Regions from separate parts of the Homo sapiens genome. Here region 1 is linked to region 2. The links are chromatin loops, found by intact Hi-C in ENCODE. Cell type or tissue: PC-3. All regions are shown on one strand. Links, peaks and the distances in the headings refer to the core of each region. The heading gives the core; the rest is flanking DNA. Region 1 has its middle 28 kb from the start of PANCR. Region 2 overlaps EGF (epidermal growth factor).

What was found. A loop is a pair of places that touch in the nucleus more often than their neighbours do. Peaks named below come from ENCODE experiments on the same cell type or tissue, not always from the same donor. Only the 100,000 strongest peaks of a DNase experiment are listed, where the experiment ranks them.
Region 1: a loop joins it to region 2, with 9 times the contacts of the local background. A loop is called at or near these places in 7 of 110 quality-filtered maps.

Annotation. Positions count from the first base shown.
Region 1 is chr4:110,580,948-110,593,244 of GRCh38, forward strand. No RefSeq gene overlaps it. Among named protein-coding and RNA genes, the nearest start is that of PANCR, 28 kb to the right of the region's middle. RefSeq lists a silencer at 6,966-7,260. In PC-3, for the core only: CTCF peaks have their summits at 5,468 (motif pointing left) and 8,537; no DNase peak of the experiment used is centred there; H3K4me3 peaks cover 392 bases.
Region 2 is chr4:109,993,950-110,006,246 of GRCh38, forward strand. It overlaps EGF (epidermal growth factor), which reads left to right. Exons shown (of 24, transcript NM_001963.6): 20 at 784-931; 21 at 5,730-5,897; 22 at 10,556-10,673. Among named protein-coding and RNA genes, the nearest start is that of EGF, 87 kb to the left of the region's middle. RefSeq lists an enhancer at 549-838. In PC-3, for the core only: a CTCF peak has its summit at 5,022 (motif pointing right); a DNase peak (open chromatin) is centred at 5,032.

The DNA of each region.
Region 1 (12,297 bases), core at 1,533-9,532, 590 kb after region 2:
TTGAGATGGAGTCTCGCTCTGTCGCCCAGGCTGAAGTGCAGTGGCACGATCTCGGCTCAATGCAAGCTCTGCGTCCCGAGTTCACGCCATTCTCCTGCCTCAGCCTCCTGAGTAGCTGGGACTACAGGCTCCTGACACCATGCCCAGCTAATTTTTTTTTTTTTGTATTTTTAGTAGAGACGGGATTTCACCATGTTAGCCAGGATGGTCTCAATCTCCTGACCTCGTGATCCACCTGCCTCTGCCTCCCAAAGTGCTGGGATTACAGGTGAGCCACCTCACCTGGCCACAAAGCATTCTTAAGATCCAGAAAGGAGAAAAAATATGTCCAATTTTTTTTTTTTTTTTTAGATGGAGTCTAGCTCTGTCGCCCAGGCTGGAGTGCAGTGGCACAATCTCGGCTCACTGCAACCTCCACCTCCAGTTTCAAGCGATTCTCCTGTGTCAGCCTCCCTAGTAGCTGGGATTACAGGCACCTGCCACCATGCCCGGCTAATTTTTGTCTTTTTTAGCAGAGATGGGGTTTCACTGTTTTGGCCACGCTGCTCTCGAATTCCTGACCTCGTGATCTGCCCGCCTCGGCCTCCCAAAGTGCAGGAAGTCCAATTTTTAAATAGGCAAAAGATGTGTATATTTTATCACAATGAAAAAATATGAATACATTTTCATCTACCGCTATATCTATATCTGTGTTCTGTATCTAGTATTCACTAGGATTGTTCATGAATTTTTGATTGTTTACAAGTTTTCTCTTTTTTGGGGCCCATGGTAGAATTGCATTTCCCCAAAGCAATAATCAGACATGGTCACTGTACTTGGTTTGATCACTGAAATGTAGGGGTAAGTATCATGTGCCTTTCTTAAGCAAAAGCTTCCAGAGCAAACAGAACTTCAATATATTCTGTTTTCCTTTTGGCACAGCAACTGTCGAAGTTCTAAATAGTGGCTGCATCAGCCTAGTTTGAGAAGAACAGTTATGTGTGAAAAAGAGCCCTCAACCATACCTCAATGGACATTTAACATGAGTAAGAAGTAAACATTTTCCCAGCAGTTTGGGAGGCTGAGCGGGAGAATCACTTGAGCCCAGGAGTTCCATACTAGCCTGGGCAACACAGAGATACCCCATCTCTACAAAAAAAATCGTTTTTTTAAATTAGCTGGGCGTGGTGGTGTATACCTGTAGTCCCGGCTACTGGGGGTGGGGAGACAAGGGCAGCCTGAGGTGGGAGTATCACTTGAGCCCAGGAGGTCGAGGCTGCAGTAAGCCCTAATTGCACAACTGTACTCCAGCCTGAGCAACAGAGTGAGACCCTGTCTCAAAATAAATAAATAAAAATAAGAAGTAAACTTTTGATGTATTAAAGTAAAAAAAAGCCTGAACAAACTGTTTACCAATGAAGATCTGAAAGACAGTTTACTGATTAAAATATGTAGATGGTAAATTAACATATGAAAATATACTCACCATCATTTGTCATTAGGAAATTGAAAAGTGACATATCACTACAAACCTATTAAATGGCTAAAATTTAAAAACTAGCAATACCAATTGATGTGGAGCAGTAGGAAGAAACTTTTTTTTTTTTTTTGAGACAGAGTCTTGCTCTGTCACCCAGGCCAAAGTGCAATGACGCAATCTCGGCTCACTGCAACCTCCGCCTCCCAGGTTCAAGCAATTCTCCTGTCTCAGCCTCCCGAGTAGCTGGGACTTCGAGTGTGTGCCACCACGCCCGGCTAATTTTTGTATTTTTAGTAGAGATGAGGTTTCGCCATATTGGCCAGGCTGGTCTCAAACTCCTGACCTCGTGATCTGCCCTCCTTGGCCTCCCAAAGTGCTGGGATTACAGGCATGAACCACCACGCCTGGCCAGGAACTTACTCATTGGTGCTGGGAACACAAAATGGTACTTTTTGGATGACAATGTTTCTAACAAAGCTAAACATAATCTTACCATATGATCCAGCAATTGCACTCCTAGCCATTTACCTAGCTTATTTGAAAGTTTATGTCCACAAAAAAACCTGCATATGAATGTCTATAGCAGATTTATGCATAATAGCCAAAAGCTGAAAGCAACAAAAATGCCCTTCAATAAGTGAATGGAAAAACAAACTATGATAAATCTACAAAATGGAATATTATTCATCAATAAAAGGAGCTATCAACTTATAAAAAGGCATGAATGAATCTTCAGAGACTATTACTAAGTGAAAGAAGCCAGTTTGAAAGGGTATGTGCTGTATGATTCCAACTATATACAATTCTGGAAAGCAAAACCATAGAGATGGTAAAAAGATCAGTGGCTGCCAGGGGCTTGAGGCTGGGGGAGAGGTAAATAGGTGAAGCACAGGGGATATTTCAGGGCAATGAAACTACTGGATGATATTGTGATGGTGGATACATGGCATTAAGCATTTGTCAAAACCTAGAGAATATACAGCACAGGAATAAACCTTAATATGTGCAAATAAAAAAAGTCATTTAGGGGCTTTAGGGGGGGGGTCCCAGATCAAATACAAAAAGTAACCAAAACTAACTGTATTACAAGTACATTTACAACCTCATTTAAAGGGGTCGGGGGAAAAGTGCTGACCTCTGTAACTATGAAAATGAATGAAATTTGCAAGATTGAGTGCAAAAGAAACTATACATAAGCACTGTACTTTAGTTGACTGTTATTGTCCATGGGAATATTGATTAACAATTCTGATCTGCCCTACATATATGGTGGAATTGAACAATTACACAAATAGAAGATGGCAGGACCCAGGTTTCACACTACCGGAGTGAGAGGTTACAGACAAGCAAGGGAAGGAGGCTAGAATGAGCCATGTGGTAATGGATTAGAGTTTAAGGCATCAGTATTAACTCATGCTTAGCTTAATGTAGAGACAAATGGTCACATATAGAGATATTTATAGCTATGTGTATATATAGGGGTCAGTATATACACATGTTTTTCCTTGCTCTGTCAGTTGACGAACACTAGAAGCAATGACACAGTAGTATGGAGCACATTTAGCACCATTCTCCCATAAAAGAAACCAGGGCTCCTTGGAGAAATGGCTCATTCTAGGACTGGGGCAGGAAATATACAAGATGAGCCAGTAGCATCTTATAGCATCAGAAAGCAAGGAAGTGCTCAAAAACCAAACAAAGCAAAATAAAAGAACTTCATGATTGGAGTATGTCAGAGGGACACAGAAGCCAACTGAAAGAGCTCCCAGTGGCCAAAGCTGGACCAACTGGGGCAAGAAAATAAATAACATAGTATTGAATTGTAACCCAAATTATAAAATAAATATCCATGAGTCCATAGTGATATAAATAAATGTATAAATCAATAAATGGGAGACACAATCTCCTATGCAGAAGTCCAAATAAGTGATGTAGTTGCTTCTGCCTCAAGGAAGTAAGGCATAGCTATCCCTTCCTTAAAAGCAGACTGTGGGCCGGCGCGGTGGCTCACGCCTGTAATCCCAGCACTTTGGGAGGCCGAGGCGGGCGGATCACGAGGTCAGGAGATCGCGACCATCCTGACTAACACGGTGAAACCCCGTCTCTACTAAAAATACAAAAAATTAGCCGGGCGTGGTGGCAGGCACCTGTAGTCCCAGCTACTCGGGAGGCTGAGGCAGGAGAATGGCGTGAACCCGGGAGGCGGAGCTTGCAGTGAGCCGAGATTGTGCCACTGCACTCCAGCCTGGGCGACAGAGCAAGACTCCGTCTCAAAAAAATAAAAATAAAATAAAATAAATAAATAAATAAATAAATAAATAAAAGCAGACTGCGCAGAGTGACTTCCTCCCAAAAAATACAATAAAAAAAGGGAGTGGCGGGGGGAAGATATCTGGGCCAGGTGCAGTGGTTCGTGCCTATAATCCCAGCACTCTGGGAGGCCAATGAGGGAGGATCACCTGAGCTCAGGAGTTCGAGACCAGCCTGGACAAAAAAGGGACATGTAATCTCTACACAAAATGACAGTAAAGTGGAGAACTTGAGAAACAATACCACAGCCAGGTGTTCCAGATCAACATTAACAGTGACAAATCATATTGACGTGTACCCTTGATATGATATAATGAAGATGGCACTTTACTTCTGTGGCCATCCTCCACAAACCCATAACCCTAGACTAATCATGAGAAAAATATCAGACAAATCACAATTGAGAAACATTCTACAAAATGTCTGACCACTACTCAAAACTGTCAAGATTAAAAAAAAAAAAGTGAAAGTGTGAGAAACTGTTTCAACCAAGAGGAACCCAGGGAGCCCTAAAACAACTAAATGTAATGTGGTGTCGTAGTTGGGATCCTCGAACAGAAAAAGGATATTAGATAAAACCCAAGGTAATCTGAATGAAGTATAGACTTTAGCTAATAAAAATAAAATTCAATAACTATCAAATGTATGGATGATTCCTTAATAATACTTTTGTCCTTGCTAAACTTCTTTTTTTTTTTTTTTTTTTTTTTTGAGACAGAGTCTCACTCTGTCGCCCGGGCTGGAGTGCAGTGGCACCATCTTGGCTCACTGCAACATCCGCCTCCCTGGTTCAAGCGATCCTCCTGCCTCAGCCTCCTGAGTAGCTGGGACTACAGGCATGTGCCAACATGCCCAGCTAATTTTTTGTATTTTTAGTAGAGATGGGGTTTCACCGTGTTAGCCAGGATGGTCTCGATATCCTGACCCCATGATCTGCCCCCCTTGGCCTCTCAAAATGCTGGGATTACAGGCATGAGCCACCACACCTGGCCCGTCCTTGCTAAACTTATAGTGTGATGAATTAAAAAGAAGGTGAGCTTTGGCATCACGCAAATCAGATCTGCTCTCAGCTTCACTCCTTGGTTGCTGTTGAATTCTGAATGAGTTCCTTTTTTTTTTTTTTTTTTTTTGAGATGGAGTTTTGCTGTTGTTGCCCAGGCTGGAGTTCAATGGTGTGATCTCAGCTCACTGCAACCTCCGCCTCCTGGGTTCAAGCAATTCTCCTGCCTCAGCCTCCCGAATAGCTGGGATTACAGGCGACCGCCCCCACACCTGTATAATTTTTTTTTTTTTGTATTTTTAGTAGAGACAGGGTTTCACTATGTTGATCAGGCTGTCTTTCAAATTGCAAAAAGGAAAATTTGGTAACGGCAACCAAAAACACCGTAAGCCTATGTACTGTGCTGAAATACAAAAGCGTAAGCCCAAACTAAGAGTGTCTTTATTTTCTATTTGGATGCAAGCCAAAATCAAACAGAACTGACGTAGTGCCATTCTGCCTCTCCCAAGAAAGAAAGAAAGAAGGAAGGAAGGAGGGAAGGAAGGAAGGGAGGGAAGAGAGAGAGGGAGGGAAAAAGAACGGTTCGCGGGAAAAAGACATCAAATAACAGCAAAGAAATGCAGCTTCTAAAGTAATCTCCAGTTCCTTACTGGCTGTGAGGAAAAAAAACTTCTCACTGGATTAGTCCTGACATATTAAGAATTAAGAGCAGCCTCTAGTGGCAGATCAAAGATTTTACAAAGTAGCCTTGCAGAAACCAAAATGCCTTCTATTTTTTACTGCTTGCTCTAAGCAAGCTCAGAGCCAAATTAGCTCATCAACTTTTGCAAGTATGAATAATTTCACCCGGCTTTGAGTGTTCTTAATACTTATATTTTATTTATATTCTTTTTTATACGTAGTTTAGCTGGACTATTATAATATCATGGTGGGGTAGGATGTGGTGGGGGAGGATTTTTTTTCAAAGAACAAAGGATTGACTGAAGCCTAAATGAAGACAGATTTGATGAACTGAAGTTCAGTTCTCACTTAGCTTTTTCTGTCTCCTTAAATGAGGGTGATCAAAACTAGAAATATCCTAAGGAAAACAGAAATACCTGAGAAACAATGAATTTCCCTGAACTTCATCTTTCCAAAAGGAGCACCTTTCTCCAACACTGAATATGCCAAATGTCTCGTTTTACACACCTGCGTTTCTCCTTCCTCGGAACTCTATCATCCAAACCCTTGGTTTCTCATCACTTATGAAATTAAAAATAAATGAATAAATAAAATGTTCTTCCTCATCAGTTATTGCTACAAAGACGCTGTTATCTTGGGATAAACTCAACACGCCGTGATACGGTGTGAGGATTGCCTATCATGGCAGCTGTCCACTATCCAGAGAAACAATCAGAAAGTTTTAGGAACACCCAAGGGCAGATTTTTTTTCGTTTCAAATTTTCACAACGGACAGTACCAGGGAGCTGGGGGGAAACTGCTGAAAGCTGGGACACAAACGGGTGACTCAGGGTGGATAGAAGTCACCCCATCAGAGAGACCAAGGAACTTTACCTACCACCAACCACTTCCCTGGACTTTTTTGTTTGTTTGTTTTGACGAGTGTCTCTCTGTCGCCAGGCTGGAGTGCAGTGACGCCATCTCGGCTCACTGCAACCTCCGCCTCCCGGGTTCACGCCATTCTCCTGCCTCAGACTCCCGAGTAGCTGGGACTACAGGCGCCCGCCACCACGCCCTGCTAATTTTTTGTATTTTTAGTAGAGATGGGGTCTCACCTTGTTAGCCAGGATAGTCTCGATCTCCTGACCTCGTGATCCGCCCACCTTGGCCTCCCAAAGTGCTGGGATTACAGGCGTGACCTACCGCACCCGGCCCTTCCCTTGACTTTTAACCAGGCTTTTGGAGAAAGCGTGGAATAGTAAAAGGCCAAAACAATAGCCTCCCTTTCCCGGGTGTGGACACCCTTCCCGGTCCTCAGGAGCCTCAGAGGATCACCCTCTCCGCCCCTTCCTCTAGGGCCTCGCTTGGGAACGCAGCGAAGGCGAGGCCCGACCCTGCCTGGGACGCCGCAGCCCTGGCCCACCAGTGCTCCCAGCCCGCCTGTTCTCAGGATTCCGTGCGTCCAGCGTCGGGCTAGTGCCTCCTCCAGGTCAGAGCGCCGTTCCCTCTAGGATGCAGGAGCAAGAGATGTGCGCGGAAAGGTCCCCAGGACGAGGACGAAGCCTCAGGCTTCTCAAAATAAATGGCGCACTTGGCCTTGGAGGGAAAGGAGGAGGCCTCCGGGAAGGTGTGGAGGAGACTGGCAGCCTTGACAGCATCGAACTGGGTTCCGCCCACCGAGATTTCTGCCTCGAGGACCTTGCGGAGCAGCCACAGGCAGCCTCATGCGGGTGCCCAGCGTGCGGGACACGAGGCTTCTGCTCTTGGCGGGGTCCAGTGAACCCCAGGAAGGGCCTGGGCTGGGTGCCTGGGGCGAGGGTTGTTCTTGGCCTGGGACTTGGTCACGTCTCCATGGAAATATTGCTAATTGTTCCTTCACTTGAAAGACGAGACTGTAGACAAAATCTTTTTAAACCTTGACGGGCCTGTTACTCCCAAGAGCTTCTCTTCAAATTACTTGGAGAGAGAATGAACCATAAAATAATATTGCCTTCTTTCATATCCTTATATAATCATTTAATTTTTTAGAGCTTCTCTGCTTCTCTTACATGTGTGCTTTCAAGTAAATTAATCTAGATTATATTTTTTTATTAAAAATTCTTACCTCCTCATAGGAATGCTACATTGATGAATTAATATTTGCTAAGCACTTGGAAGGCGAAAACTACATAAAATTTGGTGGAATTACTCTATTATTATTGATACAGAAAAACAGTAACTTGATGGGACTGGTAACCGGGCTATTATTGTAAAAATGCTTTGCCTTTTCAGACAAAGTGGTGGAGTACAGAAATAATTATCCAGGTAATTCAAATTCCCCAGAAAATGCGGTCCTACTTGGAAGGAAAAGTGAATCTCCTCACTGATTTTGTTTTGTTCTTCTTTATTATTATTGTCACATTTAAGTTAATCACTTGTATAAATGTAATCACCTGGATAACTTTTCCATTTTGATTTCTCTTTCCTGTGATTTAAAATGAAGTAAGGCCAGATCTGCATTAACAAATTGAGAATTAAATAATACTTGTCCTTTTACAGCAGCCCCACTATTTTGATTTATATTCAGGTGTTGTAACAGCAATTTAAATACAAGTCCAATAATTTCAAATATCTTACATCTGTATGATTAGTTGCACAATATTTCTGACTAGTAGAGAGGAATAAGATTGATAATGTCTAATTTTTCTTAGGTATATGGTAACCAGAGCAAAGATAGGCATTATGGCTAAAATTAGATTTCCAGTTAAACTTACTTTCCCCAGAACACTTTTAATTATTAGGACAATTGCATTAATTCCCCTCTTTACTCTGCTAATGTCAACTTTGTCATAGGCCTCAACATCACATAGTACCAATAGTGTTTCAGAAATAATCTCAAGAGTTTTAGAAATAAATTACTTTTTCAACACAGAGTTTTTAAATGTAATGTTCTAAAATATCCAGTAAACAGCTGTAATCAACCATTATTAACTTTCCTGTTTTCAAGCACAGAAAACATTAAAATTTAATATCACAAAAGTAGGCCAGACCACTATCATCAACATAATAGTCATCATCACTTATAACATTTATTAAATTACTCAGTACAGGAGTGCCAGGAAATGAAATAATATTGTGACTTCACTAGAGGGAGCAATTCTTTTTAGTAAATTGTATTACTTAGTTCTATATATTTAGTCATCCTAGAGTGGATCTAGACATTTAACATAATTTGAGAATTAAAATGTGCAGAATTCATGAGAGATCTTATTGAAGATGTACTGTCATTTCAAGAGTTGTTTAGAGGTTTTCTTAAACTATCTGAGGAGAAAAACAGGGCTTGAAAACACAATATGGAATAAGTCCAAGGTAGTGATACTTTAGCTGAACATCTGTCAGCATTTCCATTTTGTTGTAATTTTCACACATTTGTACTTTTAGAGAAGAAATTACGGTCCGCTAAAATTGGTGCAGCATGTAATTCATTAAAAGTTCAACAACAATCACAGCAATAATAGTTAGTTTCCAAGCATCTGGTCATAAATGCAAATAAACTCCAGACTCAATTGAATAAAGATACTTATTGTAGTTAACCAATTAAGTGATAGATGTTCAGGCCTAGTCACATTTCTGCTATACATTTCTATTACTAGCTATTTATGACAACCTCAACAGTTCACTTAGATTTCCATCCTATTTGATATGTTTCATACTCTTGTTTTTGCCAGGAAAATGTTTTTAAGTAAAAATTAATATGGAATTAATACAATTAATAATATTGTTACAAGTATGACTAATTATATTGTTTTGATTAGATGTTAAATGTTAATGTTTAATGATATAGATTTGGCCTTTGAAAATAAAGTAAAATTTGAGTTATTATCATTGAATTAATGCCAAATCTAAAAATACAAAAGAAGCTAAATTTTCAAAAATTATGGTATTATTTTATTTTAAAAGTAATTCATTCAATACATATTTAGTGAATTTCTACCTAATGATGGATACTGTTAGGGTCTGAGGATACAAAGATAAGTAAAGATCCATCTAGGCTCACAATTTAATGATCCTTATAAAATATAATTGTTTTCTAATTAATTAATTCCATTTATGTTTTTAAAAACCTATGTTTTTAAAAGCTTCCTCAAGTCCTTTACTGAAAGGAGTAGCTTTTCTCCTTTTTTAATCACTGAGAAACCATGACAAGGGCTCAGAGGTTAAAGAAAGTTTTAGTCTTCCAGCATATGAGACACATTCAGAATATAAATTGTCAATTCCGTTTGTTCCAACTATTTACTACTATTCGTTTGTATGTCTATGGGTTAGATGTTCTTCAGACTGCATTTCCCAAACTTTTCCCTAAAACCCTTCTCAAAAACAAAAAAAATGCAATCTGAATACTTGTGCTACTGTATTGATGGTTTTGATCTTGATTTTACCTAGGAAGGCAGAAAGAGAGCAGGTAACTGATGAATCCCTGGTAATAGTGTATTCCACTTAAATCTATCTTCTTTCCTCATTATATCATCTAAAATATTTTATAGTCCCACAGTGTTATAACAGACTGAGTTAACCATAGGCTTTTGTGAAATATAATAATGTATCAAGGTTTCTGTGAAGTTATATTCCAAAATATTGAAATGCATATCGTTTGTTGCACTGATAGTGTCATTTCACATATTTTTGTACTGTGAATTAAAGTGTAAATATCAGAGCCACAAAGGGAAAACCATGACTGAAATATATTAGGGCTAAGGATTACACAGCAGAGATGGATTAATTTTCTTTTAAGTGAAGTACTGTGAAAACTAACTTTAAACTATGACAAAGAAAAGGAACATTGGATTTCATAAATGTTCTACATACTTATAATAATGAGAGATTTTCATATTGGCATGTAATTTATGGAGACAGTTGAGAAAACAGAAATCCATTCATTTTATACTTTAAAATTTATCTTCTTTTAAAATTATGTGAGGTTAGTTCCCATTATAGAAAATAAGTACATATCAATAAAAATTTTACTCCATATTGAAAAACATTCTGGCAACATTTTACTTAGTTTATGCTATAATATTCTTAAAACTAAATCTACAAACATAATGTTAAAGTGGCTTTAGAAGTTAGAAGCCCTAGCCCTTTCAAAAAAGGGAACTAAATACATTAAATTTTTTAGTATTTTAATATTTAACATTGAGTCATACATAGCCATCCAATATGAAAAGCAGGATCCTCCTATCATTATCAGAAATCTACTTTCTTATGCATTTTAGATTCTAAACTCAGACCAATTGAGTTTTTAGAGGAACTTAATTTAATTGCAGTATATATTGAAAATGAGAGTTCTCCATTCTCCTTAATGATGATTTGTATTACCTCATTTTACCATTGCAAGGAAAACGTATTTATACCTATTTGGAAATCCTTGGCCCTTGGCTTTTTGTGTATTTGCAGTTTATAAATGTTAATCCCAGTGGATCCCAGGGACTGGTAAAGGCTCATAGGCTAGGAAGGTACTTTATAAGAAGTGAAAAAAACAGACTTTCCCTTTCAGTTATAAAGCAAATAATTTAAAAACTTTGAGCTAGAATCTAAACACCTTAGCATAGTAACTAAGGTTTTGAAAGGCAATTATACATAATACATGAATGTTTTTATGCATATTTTGCTTTATTTTTTTTCTACTTAATCTATATTGTTAAGATAAAACAAAAAGAAAGCTGATGGACAAATAAGGCTTAGCCTGAAGGAGCAATGATAAGAAAAAGTCCTGAACATAAGATTTTTTTCAAGACAGCAATGGAAGAATGGGCTTTTATATGGGCCAGGCTCTTGGGGGAAGAGCTCAGAACACTGGGGCTCTATAATGTCAAAAAAAGTTTACTTCGGACTTAAAGTCAGCATTTTCATATAAGTTATTCTACTGAAAATAGGATTAATGTCTTAATTACTTTGAAAAATGAAACTATTAACAAAATATTTTACAATTACCAGGCTCTTCATCTTCAGTGCACAATAGATAACACATAAATGTTTGTATAACGTTTATATATATTCTACATAAATGTTAAACCCAGTTTCTATGTGGTAAAACTAAGAAGATTCTTAATTTCAAAGACAACTGGTAAAAGACTATGGCTTTATTTTCCACATTTCTATTTAAGGAAATATTATTACATTAGGCAAAATTATTGATATGCTTTGGTTCTGTGTCCCCACCCAAATTTCATGTCTAATTGTAATTCCCACATGTTGAAGGAAGGGCCGGGTGGGAGGTGATAGAATCATAGGGGTGGACTTCCCCCTTGCTGTTCTTGTGATGAAGTTCTCAGGAAATCTGGTTCTTTGAAAGTGTGTAGCACCTCCCTGATCACTCTCTTCCTCCTGCTCTGCCATGGTAAGATGTGCTTGCCTCCCCTTCATTTTCTGCCATGATTGTAGGTTTCCTGAGGTCTCCTAGTCATACTTCCTGTTAAGCCTGTAGAACTGTGAGTCAATTAAACCTCTTTTTTTCATAAATTACCCAGTCTCAGGTAGTTCTTTATAGCAGTATGAGAATGGACTAATTCAATTATCTAATAAAGAGTATTGCAGATATATTGCTGTTCTTATATTATCCCTACAATAATTTCTAAGTTGTTTTTAAGAATTAGGGCATGAACTCATCTTCTCTCATTCTTTTTATTATTCAAGAAAAAATAAAAAACAACTATGTCTTTTAAGGGACCCAAAATTGTGAGTATTACATAGAAAATTAAGAATTTAACATCCTGCCAGGGGCTGAGTGCGGTGGCTCACATCTGTAATCCCAGTATTTTGGGAGGCTGAGGCCGGCAAATTCCTTGTGCTCAGGAGTTCGAGACCAGCCTGGGCAAAGTGGTAAAACCCT
Region 2 (12,297 bases), core at 1,317-9,316:
CATCACTGCCCACTTTTTGCCTGTCAGCCCTATAAGCAGAAAACATCCTAAGAAGAAAAATTCTGTGCTTACTTGGTCTCTGTTTTTTTTTTTTTAGCATATTATTTTTCTCAAATAATTTGCTCTTCTTAAAGGTACTGAAAAACTGCTTATATTTATGTAGTCAGCTGCACATGTTTACCTTTTAAGGAGCAGTGAACCATTCAATAAAAGAGACTTTACTATTATATTTTGGCATGCCCTCTGTTACGGGAACATTTTCTTCCTGCCAGAGTTGCTACAGTCTTGTCCTTGAGGGCTCCTCTGAAGGTTAGTTTTTAGAAGAAAGCACTGTGAGAAAAAATTTTCGAGACTCCAGGATATTGGAGGTAACGGACTGCACATTGATGGGTAGGTTTTAAACCATAGAGTTACCAGTTGTTCAGTGAGACCTTGAAGCTAACTGTCACTTCACATGGTTAGTGTATGTTTGTGTGTGACAGGTTTGTTTTTATGAGATCAGTGACTCTGAATTCACATGGCGACTTAGGACTGGGTGTTCTTTTACCTGCCTCCAATATGCTTTATGTATCAGATAATACTGAGCCCAAAGGAAGAACGGCTGGTTTCATAGTGAATGACTAAGGTCTAGCTAGGAAAGTGAAACTATTGTCCCTTCTAGTAGTTCTTCTGTCACTAAAAGATTTATGTCACAAACTATTCACAGAAACTAGTTCCTCATATTGATACTTGAAAGACACTAATCCATTCAGAAAGTAAAAGTAATGTCTTGGGTTCTTTTAGACTCTACTCCACCCCCTCACCTCAGGGAAGATGACCACCACTATTCCGTAAGAAATAGTGACTCTGAATGTCCCCTGTCCCACGATGGGTACTGCCTCCATGATGGTGTGTGCATGTATATTGAAGCATTGGACAAGTATGCATGCAAGTAAGTTAAACTGTCTTGCTGATGGCACAGAGAGATGCTATTCAGTCCATAACTTGTAGCTAATTTGTAAAATTTACACTCAGGATGTTTTTCTGCAATTAGGTGTTCTTTTGGAAAAATATAAACATACACATATGAACCACGTGTGTGCACTTCATTGCATGCTCCTTGTGTATCACGATGCCCCCTTCTAGTTACCGGTGATAAGTATAAATCTAAGGAGTTGGTGATTTCCCCTTTTACTGAAATAATTTGATGTTACTACTAGTATAGTCTAGGGATTAAATGTCTCATCCTGGTTGAAAAACTTAGGTTTGTGAGATAATTCCTTAAAACTTTTTTTTTCCATCAAATGTGCTTTATATTATGTGTGAGCATCCGTGATCTGTTTCTGGATTTACAAAAGTTTGGTACATATTCACACTGGACTTCTTGCCAGAGTCCAAAAATATTTTTCTTCAAAACTAATCATATGTATATTTTTTCTTCACTTCCTAACAGTTGACTTTTACATTTTGTTGTTCAGTAACAATTGCTGATACTGCAGCTGCTGCTTTTTGCTCCCTTTTTGCCCCCATAAGGGTTTCACAGTGGGTAACGTGTCAACCTGGAAAGGAGATTTGAGGAAGCCCTAAAACTATGAGACATTCCCACTGTGCTCACTCCGAAAACCTTTCCTGTGGACCCTTTAACAAAACCCAAACCCACAATAGCCAGTTCTGCCTCAAATTTTACTTTTAATTCATTTCATATTTTCAAGGCAATAGGAGGAAACTGATAGATACCAAAAAACTAATACGTCTCCCAGGGTCAGGCTCCTGATCCATTGATAATTTTCTCTGTGCCTGAGGGAGGGGTGATGAAATAGTCTGATCCTCACAAATAGCTACTATAACCTTAAAGTCTTCTCTTATTTCATCAGTAATAATGAACAGAATAACTAAATTTGTGGAAGAGTAAGCTATATTCTGTGACAAAGTGTATGGCCTTGCACTAGAAATCATGTCCGCATGACAAAAATAGTGAAAAATTGCTCATGAATACTAGTAAAAATGACTCAGTCCTTATAGAATTCTGTTTTCATATTCATATTTACATGCTATAATTTCCTAACCTATGATAAATTGGGTATTTGCAATAGTTATTGCTAGTTTTAATGTTAAGAATCTAATTGGTTTTGCCTGTTCATTGTTTCTGATCATCCCAAATAATGAAATTACAAAAATAAATGTCCGAATGTATTAGGTCATGGTTGTTTTCCTCCATGATACTTTAGACTATAAAAATCATTATAATAATATAAAGGGTACTACAGGGTTACATACTGCATTTAGAACAATGTTTTCATTTGGATCTGATAACATCCATTTATTAAATGATTGATGAACTCTTTAACACACTGCTTTTCTTTCTGTCATTAAATCCTGATGAAAATATCATATTTCTCTGATAATGTTTTAAACATGAGTTGCTACAAATGACAAACTGGAGATAAGACTCAAATTGAAGGACCTTGAACCTAAAGCAATATTTAAAATATTACCAGAGTTCACAGTAATCTGGATCATAACCTTGTTTTTAAATTGTATATTTAATAAAAATGTGGTTTAATTAACTATTCAACCCTTGCCTCCTCCTGCCCTGATGACCTCACCTTATCTTTTATTAATTCCTTAATAACAAGTCTCTAGGAAGTGCTTTACCCATCCAACTTTTATTAGAAACACTTCCTAGGCAGGTGTCATTCTGTACAGAGTGCTCTTCATGCTGTAAGCAGGTTTTGGAAGAGCCAGCTCTTTCTTCCTTTCTTAGAGGAACTGGAAGTTCCCCTCAGCCACAAGAAACCACAGGGTGCCCCCGGGGTGATGCAGAGGAAGTGAGAGTTGGGAGTCTCCATGCCCAAGGTATTCCTCGAAGATTTCCTGGTTTGGAGATGCTCAGGAGGCTCCAAACCTTCTGGGCTCAGAGGAGGTCCTCGTTCATTCTGTCTTTCAGCCAAACACCCTTCTGAACAGGTCTTCTTTAGACCAAGACCCCCCAACATCAGTCCTGTGAAATGCTTTTTAAAAACAGGCTGTATGGTCAAATCACGTTGAGAGATGCATCATACTCTACCCTCAATTTTTTTTTTTCAGGAGACCATCGTCTTATTATTACTCAAATTGGTTTCCCTGAGCATTCGGGGAGCAGAGTTTTTAAGGACAGCTTGGTGGGTTAGGGGAAGCCAGTGAGCCAGGAGTGCTGATGGGTCAGGGATGAAATCACAGAGAGTTGAAGCTGTCTTCTTGCGCTGAGTCAGTTCCTGGGTGGGGGCCATAACTTCAGATGAGCCAGTTAATTGATCCGGGTGGTGTCAGCTGATCCATCAAGTGCAGGGTCTACAGAATATCTCAAGCATTGATCTTAGGAGCAGTATAGGGAGGTTCAGAATCTTGTAGCCTCCAGCTGCGTAACTCCCAAACCATAATTTCTAATCTTCTGTCTAGCCCTCAATTCTTGATTCATAGTATATACCACAACACATTAAAAAGTCTTGTTTACCAGCCCGGGTAACATGGTGAGACTCCATCTCTACCAAATTTTTTTTTTCTTTTTTTTTGTGATGGAGTCTCGCTCTGTCGCCCAGGCTGGAGTGCAGTGGCGCAATCTCAGCTCACTGCAAGCTCCGCCTCCCGGATTCACGCCATTCTCCTGCCTCAGCCTCCAGACTAGCTGGGACTACAGGCACCTGCCACCATTTTTTATATTTTTAGTAGAGATGGGGTTTCACCGTGTTAGCCAGGATGGTCTCCATCTCCTGACCTCGTGATCCGCCCGCCTGGGCCTCCCAAAGTTAGCCAGGTATGGTGGTACACATCTGTATTTCCAGCTACTTGGGAGGCTGAGGTGGGAGAATCGCTTGAGCCCAGGAAGCTGAGATTGCAATGAGTTGTGATGGCACCACTGCACTCCAGCCTGGGAGACAGAGTGAGACCCTGTCCATAAAAAAATAAAATAAAATAAAATAAGCCTTGTTTATCTGTATTGAGTCTAGAATGTCTCAAAATTATTTGGCTATGGAAAGGCAAACTTATTTGGCCACAGAATCTTTTGTTTGGTTTAACAGAAGAACTAATTCATAACCAAAGAACTAGTATCCTGTGTCCTCCTCCCACCCTGGAAAATGCTGAATGACTATTCTGGGCCTTATAAGACTCAGTGAGGCTCTACTATTGCAGCTGACTTGGATCTCCAGGACTCTTGGCTAAGGGACTGACATATTCCTCAAGACCCCAGACTTTCTGAAAGGATCAGAGGTGTGGCCCATTAACATCCAACAGTTTAAAAGTGGTGCTGCTAGGCATTGATAGTAAATGGCTGTAACCAAAGATAGCTAGAATTAAAACAGCATCCAAGAAAGCCTGCAAGAATGATGGTCCTTTATGCTTTTGCACTCAGATCCTGATATCTCTTGCATGGTTAGTTCCAGAAGATAGCTTTTCAGAGGTGAATAGAGCATAAAACTCTTTTTGGAAGCAGCATGGTATAGTGGAAAGAACATAGGCTTTGAAATCAGAGAACCATTGGAGTCAAACCTGTCACTCATAGCTGTGTGACGTTGTACAAACTCCTTGAGCCTCAGTTTCCTTATCCATAATACAGGAATATGCCACCAAAAATAAAATAAGTAAAAGTGCCTAGCAGGATGTCAAACACACAAGATGGTTAACAAGTACTAATCCATTTCCCTCCTTCCTCTGTGAGTGAGTTGCCCAGTCCCTCTGACCAGCTAAAGGTAGAGACAGGCCTAGAGCCCAGATCTTCTGGAGCTTTGTCCAGTGTTTTTTCCATGCTGCCTCTTCTCACTATGGGCACTGGTGTCAGTTCTCTGTATTTTTATTCCGTTAAGTCCTTTTGGAATAAAGTGGGGACATGGATGAATAAATAGTTGATCCAGGGACCAAAGGGAGGAATTTTTAATAAGTGGGCATTACAGAGTGTTTAATAGGATGTTTTTCAAAGTTGATGCTTTTGCAAAGGATAATAGAATACAGATGTTTACCTGAGATCTTAATTGTTTCTAGAAATGCACATTCCCAGTAGATGGCAGCATTGCTTCATTTACTTCAAAAAAGTTCAGCAGTTCACTCTAGTGACAGTTTCACTAATGGGACAGCAGGGTGTTTGTAGGTGAACGTCCCTTTTTCCTCCATATAGCTTTTTCTCTCATTGAAGAAAATAGGCAAATGCCTGTATGTATGTTGTACTGGGTCTTCCCTTGCACTAGTAGTGATTTTTTTTTTTAAAGGAAAAAAGTTTTCTCTGCAGACTAGGTTATGTGTTCTGTTTAGAAACTGTACACATTCTTCTTTTATAGCCTGGTTTCAAGTGAGGAACTCTGCCTTCAAATTCTCCTTTCCTTTCACCTATACTCATTGCAATCTGGCCAAACATTTGTTTCCAAAACTCCCTTGGCTCTTAGGGCAGAGTTGCTTTGTGTTGGTTTTAAAAGGTGGCTCCTCAGGATTTTAGCCTAACAGAAACTGATCTTTAATCAATGTCCTGTAATGCCTTATAGAGGCAGTATGCAAATAATCCCCCATAAATCCCAGAGCAAACAGACGAAAGGGAGAAGTCCATGCTGCATTAACTTGTAAATCATAGCGCTTTCAACTGACCCCTGATGGATTTTCTATATGTTTCTAAAGAGCTGAGTCTGGAAATGCAGAGGTTGAGAGACAGCTGAATACTGAGTGTCAAAACTATCAGCGTTTTTGGCCAGGCATCTCTGATGACCTCTGTTTGTGTGTTGTCACAGCTGTGTTGTTGGCTACATCGGGGAGCGATGTCAGTACCGAGACCTGAAGTGGTGGGAACTGCGCCACGCTGGCCACGGGCAGCAGCAGAAGGTCATCGTGGTGGCTGTCTGCGTGGTGGTGCTTGTCATGCTGCTCCTCCTGAGCCTGTGGGGGGCCCACTACTACAGGTGACCCTGTCTTTCCTTTGGTACTGGAAACCTCTTTCTAAGACCTCCCAGGGGAATGCCTGTCTCCTTGAGATGAGATGTATGAAATAGTACCTCTACATACTACATTTAAAACGTGAAATAGGCTGGGTGCAGTGACCCATGCCTGCAATCCCAGCACTTTGGGAGGCCGAGGCAGGCAGATCACTTGAGGTCAGAAGTTCGAGACCAGCCTGGCCAACATGGTGAAACCCCGTCTCCACTAAAAAGGCAAAAAGTAACAGGCGTAGTGATGCACACCAGTAATCTCAGCTACTCGGGAGGCTGAGGCATGAGAATTACTTGAACTTGGGAGGCAGGGGTTGCAGTGAGCCAAGATCATGCCACTCCACTCCAGCATGGGCGATAGAGCGAGACTCCGTGTCAAAAAAAAAAAAAAAAAAAAGGTGAAATAACAGTACAATTTTTACTGTTAGCTCAGGATTTCATTGCTCTGAAACATCAGTGCTTTTACGTTTTCCTTGTTCCATTCCAGTCATTGTCCATACACCTTCATAGTATATGTGTTATTTATCAATCACAATATGGTTTTGCGTTCCACTCTCTTTGTTTAATATTATATGCTCCCCCCATAGCCTGCATAACTATAATTTTTCATTGCTGCCTTCCATTGAGTTGATTTTCCACAAAATATTAACTGTCATAAAAGAAAATCAATATCTTCCCTAATTTGGAAGGAAATTTCTGGTCCTCAGATTTTGTGCTTTTAATAATTTCAAGTTAACAATTAAAAACTGTAGACAATAACATTTATACATTTAATTCTTTAAAACTAACACTACATTAGGGTGCAGGCACAGGCATCACACTGCTCATTTTCTGTTTTCTTAGAAAGTAGGACAGCTTCCTCTATTATCATCAATATTGAAAAGCATTTTATGTACGGTTATAGTTTGTGTTGTACAAAATCAGTGAGTCATAAAACTTTAGGGCTGAAGGGGACTTTATGGAATTATCTAGTTCAATCTTATCATTTCATGGCTGGAGGACCTAAGACCCACTTGACTAATAGGTCCCAATTCTCTGAGATGTACAAAATATCTGCCACCATCTGTAGATAAAAATTTAACCACATTTATGGGTACTACACAACCACTCAAGTGGCAACTGTCTTGTGTTCTGGAAAATTCAACATATCAGCCAAGATGTACTTATCAGAGATCCTGCTATAGCCTAGTGTAGTGGTTAAGAGCACAGGCTCTGGAATCAGATTATACAGGTTCAAATCCAAGTTAGTGTCTAAATAACACCAGACATGTGTCCTAACCTCTGTATTCATTAATTTCCTTTACTATAAAGTAGGAACAAGAATAGTACTTATCTCAAGGGTTATTGTGAGATTAATTGGGTTAACCTAAGTAAAGGCTTTAGTGTAAGTCTGGCATATAGGAATTAATAAATGCTATCTGTTATTTTGATTTTTTATGAACTGTAACCTTCCCCCAAAAGAGTCATATGCTCTAAGCCCTTTTCTACCACCTCTTGAGAGACAAGATTCTTAGGCACAAACTTGACATTTTAATTCAGTAGTCCATCAATAACATTGTAATTTTTAGCCTGGTGTGTAATCAATATCTTGGATATGTGTAGAAAGAATATTGAATGATCAATGGTTCATCCCATTGGATCATTGCCAAAGGGCAGGAAAAAAAAATGGAAACTAGAAACTTAAGTTCATGCGTGCCATAATTATTAAGTGTTTTTTCCTATTTGTTGTGTTATGATATAGTATGTCTTATGTTCTGTTGGCATTTTTCAGAGATCTGGATTGAAAGCTAACGGCAAATTGCTGGCTTTTTAAACTTGGAATTCAAAGACCAGCTCAGCTGAAAGATGACTATAGACTTTACATACATATAAGAGTATCTTCAACCTCAGACTCTCATACTCCAAAAATCAGAAGTGAAAGGACTATTCCTTCAAAAAGAAAGCTCATCAGAACCCTTTCTTTTTCTCTTCACTGAAATGCATCCAGAGTTGTACAATTCTTCCTGAGTGAATCTATGGTTATTTACCTAACAATTCTGATCAGTGTACCTGCTTACCTCTCCGCAAAGTTTCAGCTATGTGCATAACTACGTTTGCACTATAGATCAATTCTGACAAGATCAAATTAAAACTGCTAGTCTAAATGTTGCCATGTCATACTCAACTGTACCAACAAATACAGCTCTAACATTGAGTTTTTAAGTTAGACATGCTAACTGTTTTTCTTTAAAGGGTTAAAATCAGTTATTTCCTCCCTTATACCATTCCTTGCCTGTCTTGTCTAGCTTGTTTGATACCGTTTGTCTTCTGTGTCTCTCAAAGGATTAATTGTTTGTGTGCTGGGTGTGGTGGCTCGTGTCTATAATCCCAGCATTTTGGGAGGCCAAGACAGGCAGATTGCTTGAGCCCAGGAGTTCAAACCAACCTGGGCACCATGGCAAAACCCTGCCTCTACTAAAATTACAAAAAATTACCCAGGCATGGTGGCACACAGCTATAGTACCACCTACTTGGGAGGCTAAGGTGGGAGGATCGCTTGAGCCAGGGAGGCAGTGATTACAGTAAGCCGTGATTGCACCACTGCTCTCCAGCCTGGGTGACAAAGCGAGATTCTGTCTCAAAAACAAAACAAAACAAAAAAGACTAATGTTTGTGAAACTAAATAAATTTTTCAAGTATTCTAATCTTATTAGTTTAAAACATGTGATTTCTTGGAAGGACTCCCTTGTAAGAAAATCAACAGGAAGTATTTCATCACAAAGTATAACTTTGTTTTTTTGTGGGTTTTTTTTTAACTTTTATTTTAGGTTCAGGGGTATATGTAAAGGTTTGTTACACAGGTAAACTTGTGTCACTGGGGTTTGTTGTACAGATTATTTCATCACCCAGGTATTAAGCCCAGTACCCAACGGTTATGTTTTCTGCTCCTGTTCCTCCTCCCACCCTCCACCCTCAGGTAGCCCCCAGTGTCTGTTGTTCCTTTCTTTGTGTTCCTGAGTTCCCATCATTTAGCTCCCACTTAGAAGTTAGAATATGTGATATTTGGTTTTCTGTTCCTGTGTTAGTTTGCTAAGAATAATAGCCTCCAGCTCCATCCATGTTCCTACAAAAGACATGATCTCATTCCTTTTTATGGTTGCATAGTATTCCATGGTGTGTATGTGCCATATTTTCTTTATCCAGTCTGTCATTGATGGGCATTTAGGTTGATTCCGTGTCTTTGCCATTGCGAACAGTGCTGCTGTGATCATTGACATCCATGTGTCTTTATGGTAGAATGATTTATATTCCTCTGGGTATATACCCAGTAATGGAATTGCTGGGTCAAATGGTAGTTCTGCAGTTAACTCTTTGAAGCATCACCGTACCGCTTTCCATAATGATTGAAATAATTTCCTCTCTCTCCAACAGTGTATAAGTGTTTCCTTTTCTCCAAAATTTCATGAGCATCTTTTTTTTCTTGACTTTTTATTAATAGCCATTCTGACTGGTACAAATTATAACGTTGTACCTTTGCAACTTTGGAATTGTTTATATTAGCCACTTGTTTCAATTTTTTTCCTTGAAGCCTTTGATTAAAACACATAATAACCCACACCATCTCTTGGTACTGTCTGTGATGCCAGATTCACAGCAGCCCCTCCTATCCTTATCACTCTTCCTGGAACGTCCAGGTAGGGCTTTTGACAGAGGGTTGCATTCCTAGAGGCAATTAAGCTGCCTATCTGCCCCAGGACAGTGGCGTTATTGTGGAGTCTCACAGATGCACTGCTCTAGGGGCTACTGCTTTGAGGATGGGGATCCATCTCCATGCTAAATCTCCCCACCCCCACCCCTAGTGAATGACGCCGTGTATAGACTTAGCGTTGAATGTCAAACAAGACAGTACTCTAAAAAACTGGATTTGGAAGCAAGATACCTAGTGTATTTCCTGGCTTAGCCACTATGAGATTTTCTTATCTTGGGTCATCCACTCCTTCTGTCTTTGCCTCTAATTTCTTTATGAGTGAGAGATTGCAGTGGGCCAGTAAGAGCAGCCTAGGCTTTGTGTCATCATGACCGACTTCTTACACTACCCTTGGTAGCTGTGTGCCTTAGGTGAGTCACTGCCATTTCCAAGCCCCAATGGCTTCACTTGTAAATGGAGCTAACATAGTCTGCCTCACACAGTTGCTGAGATATTTTTTCCACAGACTGCCCCACTCCTCCCTGCAAAATTAGTTGTTTTTTCATTGCTATATCATCAGTACTAGGACAGTGCCTGGGGTATAGTTAGTACTCAATAGATACCTGTGAATGAATGAATGCAAGGCTATTCCCCCCAACATACATGGGCATACATACACACACACACACACACACACACACACACACACACAAACACACACACACCCTCTACCTCACAGAACCTTGGAAAGAGTGAAACACTGTCTGGAAAGCATTTTGAGTTCTGCAGAAAAGACTGCCTTAAACATCTAAAGTTATGTTCCTAGTTATCTTCATATTTCTTCTCTCCCACACAAGTACTTAAATTTTAGTAGCAAAAGCAGTTAGTTGTCCCTGATCATCACTGAGTGGGCTGAGTATTTTGTTTTGTTGTGAGATTGTCTCAAATTTTGGCTTTATCACAGGACTCAGAAGCTGCTATCGAAAAACCCAAAGAATCCTTATGAGGAGTCGAGCAGAGATGTGAGGAGTCGCAGGCCTGCTGACACTGAGGATGGGATGTCCTCTTGCCCTCAACCTTGGGTAATGTGACCAAAGCAGATGAAGCAAGGAATTGGCTTGATATTAACCCCTATTCATTTTTTCTATTTTTTCACTGAGTTCAGAATGACTGGAATCAGTTATAGCTTCCAGCTGGTGTCAGTGTTAGCCAAGACCACATCAGCTAGGGAGGTCCTGGGTGGGAGGGTGGGGGAACTGTGTTGTTAACTAAAGGAATCAGATGAGTTATAATAATGCCATAATTTAATGGCACAATAAATTTTTGGAATTTTTTTCTTTCATGTAGATTCTTTCTATAACTTAGATTTGTATGTGTTATGTGAAGGCTTTCCATATTTTTAGTTAATACATTCCAGATACATGTCTTAAAAACCCAAGATTGTGCTTCTAATTTATTTTCTTTCTTTCTTTCTTTTCTTTTTCTTTTTCTCTGTCTTTTTTTTTTTTTTTTTTTTTTTTGGACAGGATCTTGCTCTGTTGCCCAGGCTGGAGTGCAGTAATCCAACCACTCACTGCTCACTGCAGCCTCGAACTCCTGGGCTCAAACAATCCTCCCAGCTCAGCCTCCCAAATAGCTGGGACTACCGGCACACACCGCCACGCCCAGCTAATTTTTGTATTTTTTGTAGAGACAGAGTTTCACCATGTTTCCCAGGCTGGTCTCAAACTCTTGGGCTCAAGCAATCCACCTGCCCGGGCCTCTCAAAGTGCTGGAATTGCAGGCATGAGCCACTGCACTCAATTTTCTTAATTTTCTTAATATTTCTTAATATTTCTTTTATTTTCTTAATATTTCTTTTCTCACACACATTTCAACTCCCCAAATTTCAGTAGCAAAATAGTTGCCAGATTTAACAAATAAAAATATAGGATGCCTAGTTAAATTCATACTTATACTGAAAGTTCAAATTTAAATTCAAAATTAAATTTAACTGGGTTCTTTATTTTATCTGACAATCCTAGATATTTTCCGAAAAGCACAGAGGTTTGGGAAATTCAAGATGTTTCATAAATCATCCACTTCAGTAATTGATCTTGGAACACTAGAGGGCAGTCTTGAAACAGGCTACACATTCTTGAATCAGTTAAGGGAATTTCCATTTCTAGAAACCTGTCAGAGTTAAGGACTGATTCAGTGTGTGCTGTTGGCATTATTTGTGGTATATATTGTGGAAGAGACTGGAATACATGGCAGGTCCATGGAGGATTGAATCCTTAGGGAAGAGCTATTACAGAGAGGTTATGGAGGAGCAAAGGCAATGTTTGGGGTCCTTCCCACATTATTACCCCTACTCCCCAGCTCCCATCTCACAGTGAATTCCCAGAAAGTAGCTTTCCTGTAACTGTGCTTTTGACTACCAGGTGATCATCTTTTCCTACCTGTAATAGGCATTCAGTGTTTCCTTATTTATTTATTTATTTTTTGGTTGGACTCAAGTATGGGGGAAAAAAATAGAGGCTGGGCAAGTTTGCTCATGCCTGTAATCCCCATGCTTTGGGAGGCCAAGGCAGGATTGCTTGAGGCCAGGAGCTTGGGACCAGCCCGGACAATATAGCAAGATCATATTTCTTTAAAAAGATTAAAAAAAAAAACTTTGCTGGGTGTGGTGGTACACACTTGCAGTTTCAGGTACTCAAGAGACTG